Regions from separate parts of the Homo sapiens genome. Here region 2 is linked to region 1. The links are chromatin contacts, found by Hi-C or POLR2A ChIA-PET in ENCODE. All regions are on one chromosome and are shown on one strand. Each heading gives the region's core, a stretch centred on a gene start or an enhancer-like site at or near the end of the contact. The rest is flanking DNA. Distances are from core to core; before and after follow the strand shown.

Region 1 (5,541 bases), core at 2,858-5,357:
CTCCCAAAGTGCTGGGATTACGGGGGTGAGCCACTGCACCCGGCTGTCCCCATCCAAATCTTATCTCGAATTGTAATCCCCACATGTTGAGGGAGGAACCAGGTGGAGGTGATTGAATCATGAGGGCGGTTTTCTCCATGCTGCTCTCAGGGGATCTAATAGTTTTATAAGGGGCTCTTTCCCCATCACTCTGCTGCTCTTCTCTCTCTTGCCACCTTCTGAAAAGGTGCCTTCCACAATGATTGTAAGTTTCCTGAGGCCTCCTCAGCCATGTGAACTGTGAATCAATTAAACCACTTTATAAATTATCCAGTCTCAGGCAGTTTTTTTTTTCTTTTTTCTTTTTTGAGATGGAGTCTCGCTCTGTTGCACAGGTTGGAGTGCAGTGGTGCGATCTCAGCTCACTGCAACCTCCACCTCCCACGTTCTAGTAATTCTCCTGCTTCAGCCTCCTAAATAGCTGGGACTACAGGCATGTGCCACCATGCCCAGCTATTTTTTTTTTGTATTAGTAGAGACGGGTTTGCCATGTTGGCCAGGCTGGTCTCAAACTCCTGACCTCAGGTGATTTGTCGTGCAATTCTTTATAGCAATGTGAGAACAGACTAATACAACTACAACACTCTGATATAAGAAATCAAAGAGGAACTAAATAAATGGAGAAATGTTTTATGTTCATGGAGAGGAAGACTTAATATTGTCAAGATGTCAGTTCTTCCCAGCTTGATCTATAGATTCAGTGCAATCCCAATCAAATCCCAGCAAGTAATTTTGTAGATATTGAAAAACCGATTCCAAGATTTATATAGAGAAGCAAAAGATCCAGAATTGCCAACACAATATTGAATGAAAAGAACAAAGTCAGAGGACTGACACTACCTGACTTCAAGAACTACTATAAAGTTGTAGTAATCAAGACAGTGTGGTATTGGCCAAAGAATACACAGATATATGGAACAGAAGAGAGAGCCAAGAAATAGATCTATATAGTCAACTGACCTTTGACAAAAAAGCAAAAGCAATACAATGAAGCAAATATAGTGTTTTCAACAAATGGTACTGGAACAATTGGACATCCACGTGCAAAAGAAAAAAAAAGAATTTAGACACAGACCTTACATCCTTTACAAAATTTAACTCTAAATGAATTGTATACCTAAATGTAAAATGCAAAACTGTAAAACTCTTAGAAGATAACATAGGAGAAAATCTAGGTCATCTTGGGTATGGCAATGACTTTTTAGATACAGTATCAAAGACATGAATCATGAAAGACAGAATTGGTAAGCTGGACTTCATTAAAGTTAAAAATTTCTGCTCTGTGAAAGACACTGTCAAGATGGTAAGATAAGACACAGACTGGGAGAAAATATTTACAAAAGATATACCTGATAAAGTAATGTTAACCAAAATTTAACAATGAACACTTAAAACCCAACAATAAGAAAACAAACAATCTAATTTAAAAATGGGCAAAAGACCTGAATAGACACATCACCGAAAAAGTTATTAAGATGGCAAATAAGCATATGATATTCAACATCATATGTCATTAGGGAATTGAAACATAAAACAACAAGGCTAGGTGCAGTGGCTCACGCCTGTAATCCCAACACTTCGGGAGGCCTTGGTGGGCAGATCACTTGAGCCTAGGAGTTCAAGATCAGTCTGGACAACATGGTGAAACCCTGCCTCTACAAAAAAATTAGCCAGGCATGGTGGTGCATGCTTGTAGTGCCAGCTACTTGGGAGGTTGAGGTGGGAGGATCATCTGAGCCCAGGGTCGATGCTGCAATGAGCTGTGATTGTGCCACTGCACTCCAGCCTTGGTGACAGAGTGAGACCCTGTCTCAAAGAACAAAGAAACAAACAAACGAAGAAACCCAATGAGATAGCATTACACACTTATTAGAATGGCCAAAATCTAAAACTCTGACAACATCAAATGTTAATAAGGATGTAGAACAACAGGAACTCTCATTCATTGGTGGTGGGAGTGCAAAATGGTGCAGCCACTTTGGAAGACAGTTTGGCAGTTTCTTACAAAGTTGAACATACTTCTACCATATGATCTACCAATTGTGTGCCTTGGTATTTACCCAAAGGAGTTGAAACCACACCCACACAAAAATCTGCCCATAGATGTTTATAGATTTATTCATAATAGTCAAAAATATGGAAGAGGGAATCTGGATGTCTAATTTCATATCAATTAAACTTTCAATCAATCCTGGTTTTAGCCCTCACACTACACTAGCATTTAGAAGTATTTGGTCCTCCAAATTCTGAGATTTTCTAGTTCTGCTGAGCAAATCTGTCCTCGATTCATAGGAAGTATGTTTCAGTTTCTCAGTTCTGCTAAGTCAGCTATCATTTTTCCATGTTCTTTTGCCTTTCCACAATTTTATTAACATTGCTCATCTGCTGCCAACTCTTCTCATTCTCTTTGTCCTCATGGGTTTAAATTTCCTCATGGGTTGAAATTTGTTGTCATTTGTCCTCATGGATTTAAATTTGCTGTCATTTTAGTAGGGTGTGGGGAGAGGGCAGAGTTAATGTGTATGTTCAATCTGCCACATTTAGTCAGAAGTCAGAGGTGATCTTCACCATTTGGAAATCCTCCTTGGCTGCTAGAGACCATGGCCACAGACACTCCATTTTTTGAAGGTTGGTTGTGTAGCCAAACAGTGTTTGAAGGGCCCAGCAGACCCCAGAACTTCTGTATGCCCTTAGTGCTGCAGTGCATGTGGTGGCTTGGGGAAGGTAGAGGAAGGAGAGGTCTCAGCCCTTTGAAGAGGAGCTCAATTATAAGTAAATCTGTAAACTGTAAACCTCACTACAGCCCTATTTTCTGGATAAGGAAACAGTGGTTCAGAGAGATGATGTGACTTTTCAAAGGTCTCATATCTGGTTGATGGCAAAGTGCGGTGAGACCCTAGGCTTGCCTGGCTTTCCACAGTGGTCTTTTCCCAGTGTGAGAGATTATTTGGTTCCATTCTCTACCTCTCCTTGTATCCCACCCTTTACAGTTTTGTGTCCTGATTTTGCATTTGACCCTGTGACTTGGTTGGGCTAATGGAATGTTCGCTTGTGTGATGTCGCCAAAGGTTTGAAAAGTGCTTGTGCATTGGGTCTGCCTCTGCTGCACTACAGGTCTCGGAAGAGGAAGGGAGACACATAGAGCAGATATGCCCAAGCCCAACCAGCCCATATTACCAGCCGACTTCCAGCCAACCCACAAATCCCCAAGAATAAGTAATTATTGTTTTAAGGCAGTGAATTTTGGGGTGGTTGGTTACACAGCATTTTTGTGGAAATAGCTGATATACCATGTCATAGAAACTCCTGCCATCAAGATAAATTAACAGATGACTGATGATGGGGAGTAATAAAAAGGTCCAGCATCTGCCTGGCTGGAATTGCTAGATTTAGTAAATAAAAATACAGAACCCAGATCAATTTACATTTTAGATAAACATCAACTGATTTCTTAGCATAAGTATGTCTCATGTAATCTTTGGGAAGTACTTCAAAAATTATTGTTTCTTTGCATGACACATTTCACTGGGCATACTGTTTTTTATCTGGCAACCTCATTCTGACAGATTTGTAAGAGTCAAACTACACAGAAAGCACCTGTGCATAAAAGTGGGCCTGGGCTAGAAAAGATGAGATATTAAAACAAGTCATTTTCTCTGCTCTGCACTAGGCAGTAAATGTATTTATAGGGCAGGCTTAATTTAGGTCTCTCAGGTAGCTTCTTATAGAGGGACTGAGTCAGAGAAAACCTGCCTGAAACATAAGAATGGGCCGGTGACTGGGAGAAGTTCCTTTCAGCTTTATTATTCAACCACACTAAAATCAGGGATCCATCAGGGAGGCTCTGACTTGCCTGCTTTCAGCAGCCTGTGGCTCTATAGAGAGCATCCTTCTAAACAATCTGAAACCTACATCCCTTTAGCTTGGATCCAAGAAGTGTTTCCCCAGGCTATTGCGCCATCTGTCTCCCAGGTGCCTGCAAGGGAAATGTTCTGTGGGGGTTGGGGAGAGAAGGGCTGCAGCCCTGGGCTCTGGAAGCGACTAAGAACTGTTTGTCAAGAGGTCAGTCCTGCTCGCCAGTGGCCAGTGAAACCAAGAGGCTGGATGAAACCTGAGTAAACCAAACACTGCAAGAGGTCAGAATGCTCAAACAGCCACGATGTGGGAACTCAGTTTATCCTCTGCCTCATCCCTCTCTTTAACAGTTTCCGGCAAGCCACTGTTTCTGGCTTTGCACAGCCTAATTGGCCATTTTCATGAGTAGTCGCCAACACAATCCAGGAGGAAATTCCACGCTGTCAGCCAGCAGCACAGATTGTTGCAGGAAAAATGACATAACTCATCCTCTGGGCAAACTTGCAAATGATTACAAATTTCCCCATCTCTCCTCGACTCACACAGCTGGCTGGAGAAGGGTGTAAATTTTTCCATGGAGATAGGAGACTTTTCCTCCGTGTAATTTCTTGTGATCAAACAAATCTCTATGGCTATTAATTTGCTTTCATTTCTGGTTTCATTCCCCCTGACATTCAAATAGAACCTATGTAGACTCTGCTCGTGGACACTTCCCGGGACTCGGATACCAAGCGAGACTCCTATGATGGCCTTGGTACAATGTTAGGTTCCCAAAAGGGACGATGGCCAGCTAAAATTCTGCACCTCTAGATAAATGACACCATGAAAACCAAACAGGCACAATGTGGTCATTGGTGCAGATCAGCTTTGGCATAAACCACAGCTCGCTCATCTGAGGACCAAGGTTGACTAATTCTGCCCCTGACAGTACTCTGTTTTCTCCTGACCCAGGCTCTCACTCAGATGTTGCTTGTAGATTTCATAGACTCTTCCACTTGGATTCAACTGAGTGAATAATTATTGAGCCCCATACCATGCTCATCTTACCGAGTGAGGCTCCAGGGGAATACAATAATTAATAATGCACTGGATCTAGCTTCAGGAAGCTTGCTGTTTAGAAGGAAAGGAGATCTACAAATCGCTATTATGTGAGAAGAGACCGATAAAGGACTAGCATGGAAGTAGCGGCAGTTGGAGGAGGGATTTGGAGAGATGCTGCTTGGCAGCAGAGGCCTGGGGATGTCTCATGGAGGAGGCAACGTTTGAGCTGGACCATACAGGGCTTCAGTGATGGCCCCTGGGAGGCCAGGAAAATGTAGGCACCAGGACAAGCAAAGTTGTAGAGTGAGAATCACCCCAAAGAATAGGGCTTGTAGGGAGAGAGAAGTCAGGTTTTAGTGTGAGACGAGAAGCTGAGCCTCCACTTCCTTGGAGGAGAAATCAGACTTTGTGTTCCTAACAAAGTCCCAAGATGCTGAGGGATCTTCCTCCTATAGTGCACAGTTCAATGCTTGCATCTTCCCCTCTCCTTTACAAGGCCAGATTCTAAAATATTTTACCCTGGTGGCTTAAAGGATTAATCTAATGCATATCAATGTTAAGTTATAATAATAATTTCTTAGGCTATTTCTTTAGAAGACCTCAAAT
Region 2 (5,948 bases), core at 1,326-3,825, 59 kb after region 1:
GTGGCTCAGCGGCCCTACCTGTTTCCACCCAGCGCTTCTACCAGCTCAGTCATGGCCCGCACTCCCCCACCTAAGGGGAAGAGAGAAACCGGAAATTTGCACATGGCCCTGCCTATGTGCAAAGGGGCTGAGACGTGTATTTTCCATCTTCCCAGGAAGAAGTAATGGGACGCAGGGTTAGGTGAACGCATAGCATTGCCCCTGCTATATAAGGGTAATCATGAGTTTAGGGAGAACACATAATTTCAAATCACATCCAAGTGGTCTAAAAATGTGCTACTTGTGTACATGGGAACTTTAAGATACTGAAAACAACCATCAGCAGGTGAATGACTTGATAAACAGATTGTGGTATGTCCATACAATGGAATATTGCTTGGTAATAAGAAGGAATGAACTGCTGATACATGCAACAGCAAGGGCAAATCTCAAGGTAATTATGCTGAGTAAAAGAAGCCAAATGAAAAGGAGTCATACTGCATGATTCCATTTGTGTAAAATACTAGAAAATGCAAACGAATCCATAGTGACAAAAGTAGATCAATGCTTTCCTAGAAACAGGGATGGAAGAAGGGATGGATTACAAAAGGGCACCAGGAAACTTTTGGGGGTAATGAAAATGCTATCCTGCCAACCGTGGTGGCTCACACTTGTAATCCCAGCACTTTGGGAAGCCGAGGCGGGTGGATCACCTGAGGTCAGGAGTTCGAGACCAGCCTGACCAACATGGTGAAACCCCATCTCTACTAAATACAAAAAATTAGCTGGGTGTGGTGGCAGGCACCTGTAATTCCAGCTACTTGGGAGGCTGAGGCAGGAGAATTGCTTGAACCTGGGAGGTGGAATTTGCAGTGAGCCAAGATTGCGCCATTGCACTCCAGCCTGGGCAACAAGAGCAAAACTCCATCTCAAAAAAAAGAAAATGCTATCTTGATGTGGGAGTGATTTCATAGGGGTATGCACACACCGAAACTGACCAACTTTTACATGGAAATATGTGCAGCTTATCTACTTCAATAATAGCTCAATAAAGTTGAAAAAAATAAGATAGTGATTTGAAATATTATTCATTATTTGCCCCTGGAGAGTGTACTGGTCTCTTTTGGTATTTATTTGTATTTATTTTTCTTTCACTTTCTTTCTTCCCCCTCCCCAACCAACCCCCCGTGTTGTCCAAGGTGATCTTGAACTCCTAACCTCAAGCAATTCTCTTGCCTCAGCCTCCCAAAGTTCTAGGATTACAAGTGTAAGCCATCATGCCTGGCCTTATCTGTATTTAAAAGTAATAAAATAGAATTTCATTCATAAATTGAGTCTGTTGCCATCTCCATGCTCTCTCCTGTTTATTCCCGATTCATGGCAAAAAGACTGTTGCCCAGGGCTTTGCAATGAAGAGAAAAATCAGCTTCAAATCCAAGCTCACAACTTACTAGCTCTTTGGCCTTGGGCAATTTATTGAACTTTTCTGAGAACTGTCTGCAAGTGTGTGTCAAGTCCCTTCAGGCAGCTTGCCACAGAGCAGGTGCTCAAACCGTTGTTATCTGCCCCAGGTGTCTTGCTACCTTCCTGCCACACCATTTGGAACTTCATATTAGGGTTGCTTCTCTGGTTTTGAAATTGGTCATCTTCTCTGGTTTCCAGGCCTTGTATTAAATGCAAACAAAATTTAAGGGCTTGCCAAAAACAAAAACAAACAAACAAACAAAACTCAGTAATTAAAAAATATAGCATCGTAATCCAATCAAAATTGATATTTAAAAAATTCCACAATGAACAAGATAACAGACATTTAATAAAGGTAGCCTTAGTCCTGTCCCAAATTCCTTTTCAAACCCTTCCCCCAATTCTGCCAATTCCTCTTGATTCCAATTCCTTCATGCCTTGCTCTCAAAGAATTACTTGAAAGTCATAAGATATAACTCACGTAGTCCAGGCACATGTTGCCACGTGGCTATTTTTTATTTTTGTAGACATGAGGTCTTCCTATGTTGCCCAGGCTGGTCTTGAACTCCTGGCCTCCAGCGATCATCATGCTTCGGCCTCCCAAAGTGCTAAGATTACAGACATGAGCCACCATGCTGGGCCTATTCTTTCTTAAATGTACCTTAGCTCACATTTAGTTTAAGGTTTAAAATTAGAAGTGTTTTGATCTTTATTTAGAAGTTTAATGTTTTTGTGATCAGAAACGTGCCAAGGGAACTTAACTCTTGTTTGTATCAGTTAGCCTTCAGTAAAATTGATCTGTCCTATGTCGTTCCGCTTAAAGTTGCAGTTTCCAAAGACCTATTGACAGTGTCAACTGAGGACTTACCCTCCAATGAAGACAAGAGGGAGGTCAGCTTTCTCAGGAAGCAGCCCTGGTGGCTCATTTGGCTTTTTCCACTTACCTTTCTGCTTCTCCCCTCCTTTAAAGACAGCATTTGTAACCTCCTTTGCATAACTGAATCTTCTAGAGTTTACAGACCCATAAAAGAAAGCAGACAACAGGGAACCGTGTGAAATGAAGCTGCTTAGGAAAGTCACTGTGAGCTTTGGAGGTGGAGGACTTGGTGGATTAGAAACTGAAACTGAACGTTTGAAATTATAAATAACACTCAGGTGCTTGCTTTTTATTTTAAGAAACTTGAACATTTTCATTGCTGGGGGAAAAGGTCAGTGAGGTTTTCCTTGGCCCTCTTCTTTCTACACATCTTGAAAAGTAATCTCTGAAGTAGGACTTCTAGTTAAATCCCTATAGATTTATTTTTCCCCATCAAGGGACGGTGTTCTAAAAACTTAGCAACAATAAGCAAAATTTCTTTGGGCAGAAGTAAAAATTCTAGACACACAAGCAGTATCATACAAACACAGATGGAGAAATTTAATAAATGAGAGTATCTTAAAGATTGGTTCCATTGTATTAGATAGAAATTTTAAGATACTTAAGTTTGGGTTTTAATTCCTAATCTCTGGACAAGTTGCAAATTTTAATTTTAATTTTAATTATTAGATTTTTTAAAATTATACTTTAAGTTCTAGGTTACATGTGCACAACGTGCGGGTTTGTTACATATGTATACATGTGCCATGTTGGTGTGCTGCACCCGTTAACTCACCATTTACATTAGGTGTATCTCCTAGTGCTATCCCTCCTCCCTCTCCCCACCCCACTACAGGCCCCAGTGTGTGATGTTCCCCACCCCGTGTCCAAGTGTTCTCATTGTTCAATTCCCACCTATGAGTGAGAACATGCGGTGTTTGGTTTTCTGTCCTTGCAATAGTTTGCTCAGAATGATGGTTTCCAGCTTCATCCATGTCCCTACAAAGGACATGAACTCATCATTTTTTATGGCTGCATAATATTCCATGGTGTATATGTGCCACATTTTCTTAATCCAGTCCATCCCTGATGGACATTTGGGTTGGTTCCAAGTCTTTGCTATTGTGAATAGTGCCGCAATAAACATACGTGTGCATGTGTCTTTATAGCAGCAGGATTTATAATCCTCTGGGTATATGCCCAGTAATGGGATTGCTGGGTCAAATGGTATTTCTAGTTCTAGATCCTTGAGGAATCGCCACACTGACTTCCACAATGGTTGAACTAGTTTACAGTCCCACCAACAGTGTAAAAGCATTCCTATTTCTTCACATCCTCTCCAGCATCTGTTGTTTCCTGACTTTTTAATGATCGCCATTCTAACTGGTGTGAGATGGTATCTCATTGTGGTTTTGATTTGCATTTCTCTGATGGCCAGTGACGATGAGCATTTTTTCATGTGTCTGTTGGCTGCATAAATGTCTTCTTTTGAGAAGTGTCTTTTCATATACTTCACCCACTTTTTGATGGGGTTGTTTGATTTTTTCTTGTAAATTTGTTTAAGTTCTTTGTAGATTCTGGATTGGATATTAGACCTTTTTCAGATGGGTAGATTGCAAAAATTTTCTCCCATTCTGTAGGTTGCCTGTTCACTCTGATGGTAGTTTCTTTTGCTGTGCAGAAGCTCTTTAGTTTAATTAGACCCCATTTGTCAATTTTGGCTTCTGTTGCCATTGCTTTTGGTGTTTTAGTCATGAAGTCCTTGCCCGTCCCTATGTCCTGAATGGTATTGCCTAGGTTTTCTTCTAGGGTTTTTATGGTTTTAGGTCTAACACTTAAGTCTTTAATCCATCTTGAATTAATTTTTGTATAAGATGTAAGTTTCAGCTTTCTCCATATGGCTAGCCAGTTTTCCCAGCACCATTTATTAAATAGGGAATCCTTTCCCTATTGCTTGTTTTTGTTAGGTTTGTCAAAGATCAGATGGTTGTAGATGTGTGGTATTATTTCTGGGGACTCTATTCTGTTCCATTGGTCTATATCTCTGTTTTGGTACCAGTACCATGCTGTTTTGGTTACTGTAGGCTTGTAGGATAGTTTGAAGTCAGGCAGTGTGATGCCTCCAGATTTGTTCTTTTGGCTTAGGATTGTCTGGGCAATGTGGGCTCTTTTTTGGTTCCATATGAACTTTAAAGTAGTTTTTTCCAGTTCTGTGAAGAAAGTCATTGGTAGCTTGATAGTGACGGTATTGAATCTTATATTACCTTGGGCAGTATGGCCATTTTCATGATATTGATTCTTCCTATCCATGAGTATGGAATGTTCTTCCATTTGTTTGTGTCCTCTTTTATTTTGTTGAGCAGTGGTTTGTAGTTCTCCTTGAAGAGGTTCTTCATATCCCTTGTAAGTTGGATTCCTAGGTATTTTATTCTCTTTGAAGCAACTGTGAATGGGAGTTCACTCATGATTTGGCTCTCTGTTTGTCTGTTATTGGTGTATAGGAAGGCTTGTGATTTTTGCACATTGATTTTGTATCCTGAGACTTTGCTGAAGTTGCTTATCAGCTTAAGGAGATTTTTTTTTTTTTTGTAGAGATGGGGTCTCGCTATGTTGCCCAGGCTAGTCTTGAAGTTCTGGGCTCAAGTGATCCTCCCAGCCTCCCACAGTCCTGGGATTACAGGTGTGAGCCAGTGCTCCAGCTAACATTTATTTTAAAAACAAAATCAGCATGTTTTTTCTCCAGGAGAGGGCCACATGCAGAAGCTGCCCTTCCCCTAAGCAGTGGTGCCCCTAGGGCTTGTCAATGCCGGTGGAGGGACAGCAGGCAAAATGGCCTAGCCCGACAGGGAGGGGTTGGGGAGGACAGACTCAGAACACTCTGGAGAAAACGGAAGCTTGCAGAGTGGTGATGTGGAGACGCCAGGCTTCTCTTACTGCCTGGTCCCCAGCCCACCCTACATCAACTCATAGGAAGCACAAGATGGTTTGTGAATCACTGAAGGGTCATGAGTAACTAGAGGGTATTGCTTCAAAGGAGAAAAGTATTTAAACAGGATGCTTCATATGACTGTTCCCAGAGTGCAAAGGAAAAAGGAAAAACATCAAACTCTTCAGCAAGGTTCCCACACGGGTAGGGGCTGGTTTATGGCTTTGTTTTGCTGTCTTGAGTTCACCCTTGTTTTCATCTCTTTATTTGTCCAGTGTGCAAAATCTTCACACTTCCACCTCCTTAGGAAGGGAGGCAAACCTCGCCCACCCCTTCAGCAGTTGGTCTTGCTTCAACCTGGCAGGCACAGAACAAGTAACCTTCAGCAATCCTTTCCCCGCAGTCTGAATTAGTTGGTGTGGAACACTCCAGGGAGGGCTTTGGCACCTCAGGTCACATGTGTGTTTTCTCTGTTAAGTAGGTCAGTCATGCCTCTTTATTCTTTCTGGATTTCATTGCATGGCTCAGCTGTGAGCAAGATCTACATCATCATATAAATCTAAATAATACATGTTGACTCAACCAAAAACTATGATGCAACTATATTGGGAAGATAGAAGAGGAAGTTTGCATGTGAGTGGTGGGGGTTGGGGGTCAGGAGCAGCACCAGGGAAAGGAAGGAGAGGTGAAGCCATGCTCAATCCTCATTTTCTGTGATAGGAA

The links. A loop is a pair of places that touch in the nucleus more often than their neighbours do. ChIA-PET counts read pairs that join two places held with the same protein, here RNA polymerase II (POLR2A). Pooled maps may share reads with other maps.
Region 2: a pooled map shows a loop between it and region 1 (2.3-fold over the local background). The contact joins two enhancer-like sites. A Hi-C loop is called at or near these places in 2 of 168 maps with a recorded cell type or tissue (endothelial cell of hepatic sinusoid and posterior vena cava), 23 of 37 single-sample maps with no recorded cell type and 6 of 50 pooled maps. POLR2A ChIA-PET finds 5 or more read pairs at or near these places in 4 of 52 experiments (BJ, MCF 10A, OCI-LY7 and 1 more).

The regions. Positions count from the first base shown.
Region 1 is chr3:23,711,550-23,717,090 of GRCh38, reverse strand. No RefSeq gene overlaps it. Among named protein-coding and RNA genes, the nearest start is that of UBE2E1, 92 kb to the left of the region's middle. Within about 2 kb of position 4,107, at least 7 of the 41 ENCODE cell types and tissues checked have a DNase peak (open chromatin) inside an H3K27ac peak, as active enhancers do.
Region 2 is chr3:23,650,363-23,656,310 of GRCh38, reverse strand. LOC105376993 (a long non-coding RNA gene) reads right to left here. Exons shown (of 3, transcript XR_940651.3): 3 at 1,327-1,643. Among named protein-coding and RNA genes, the nearest start is that of UBE2E1, 150 kb to the left of the region's middle. RefSeq lists a silencer at 1,383-1,566. Within about 2 kb of position 2,575, at least 3 of the 41 ENCODE cell types and tissues checked have a DNase peak (open chromatin) inside an H3K27ac peak, as active enhancers do.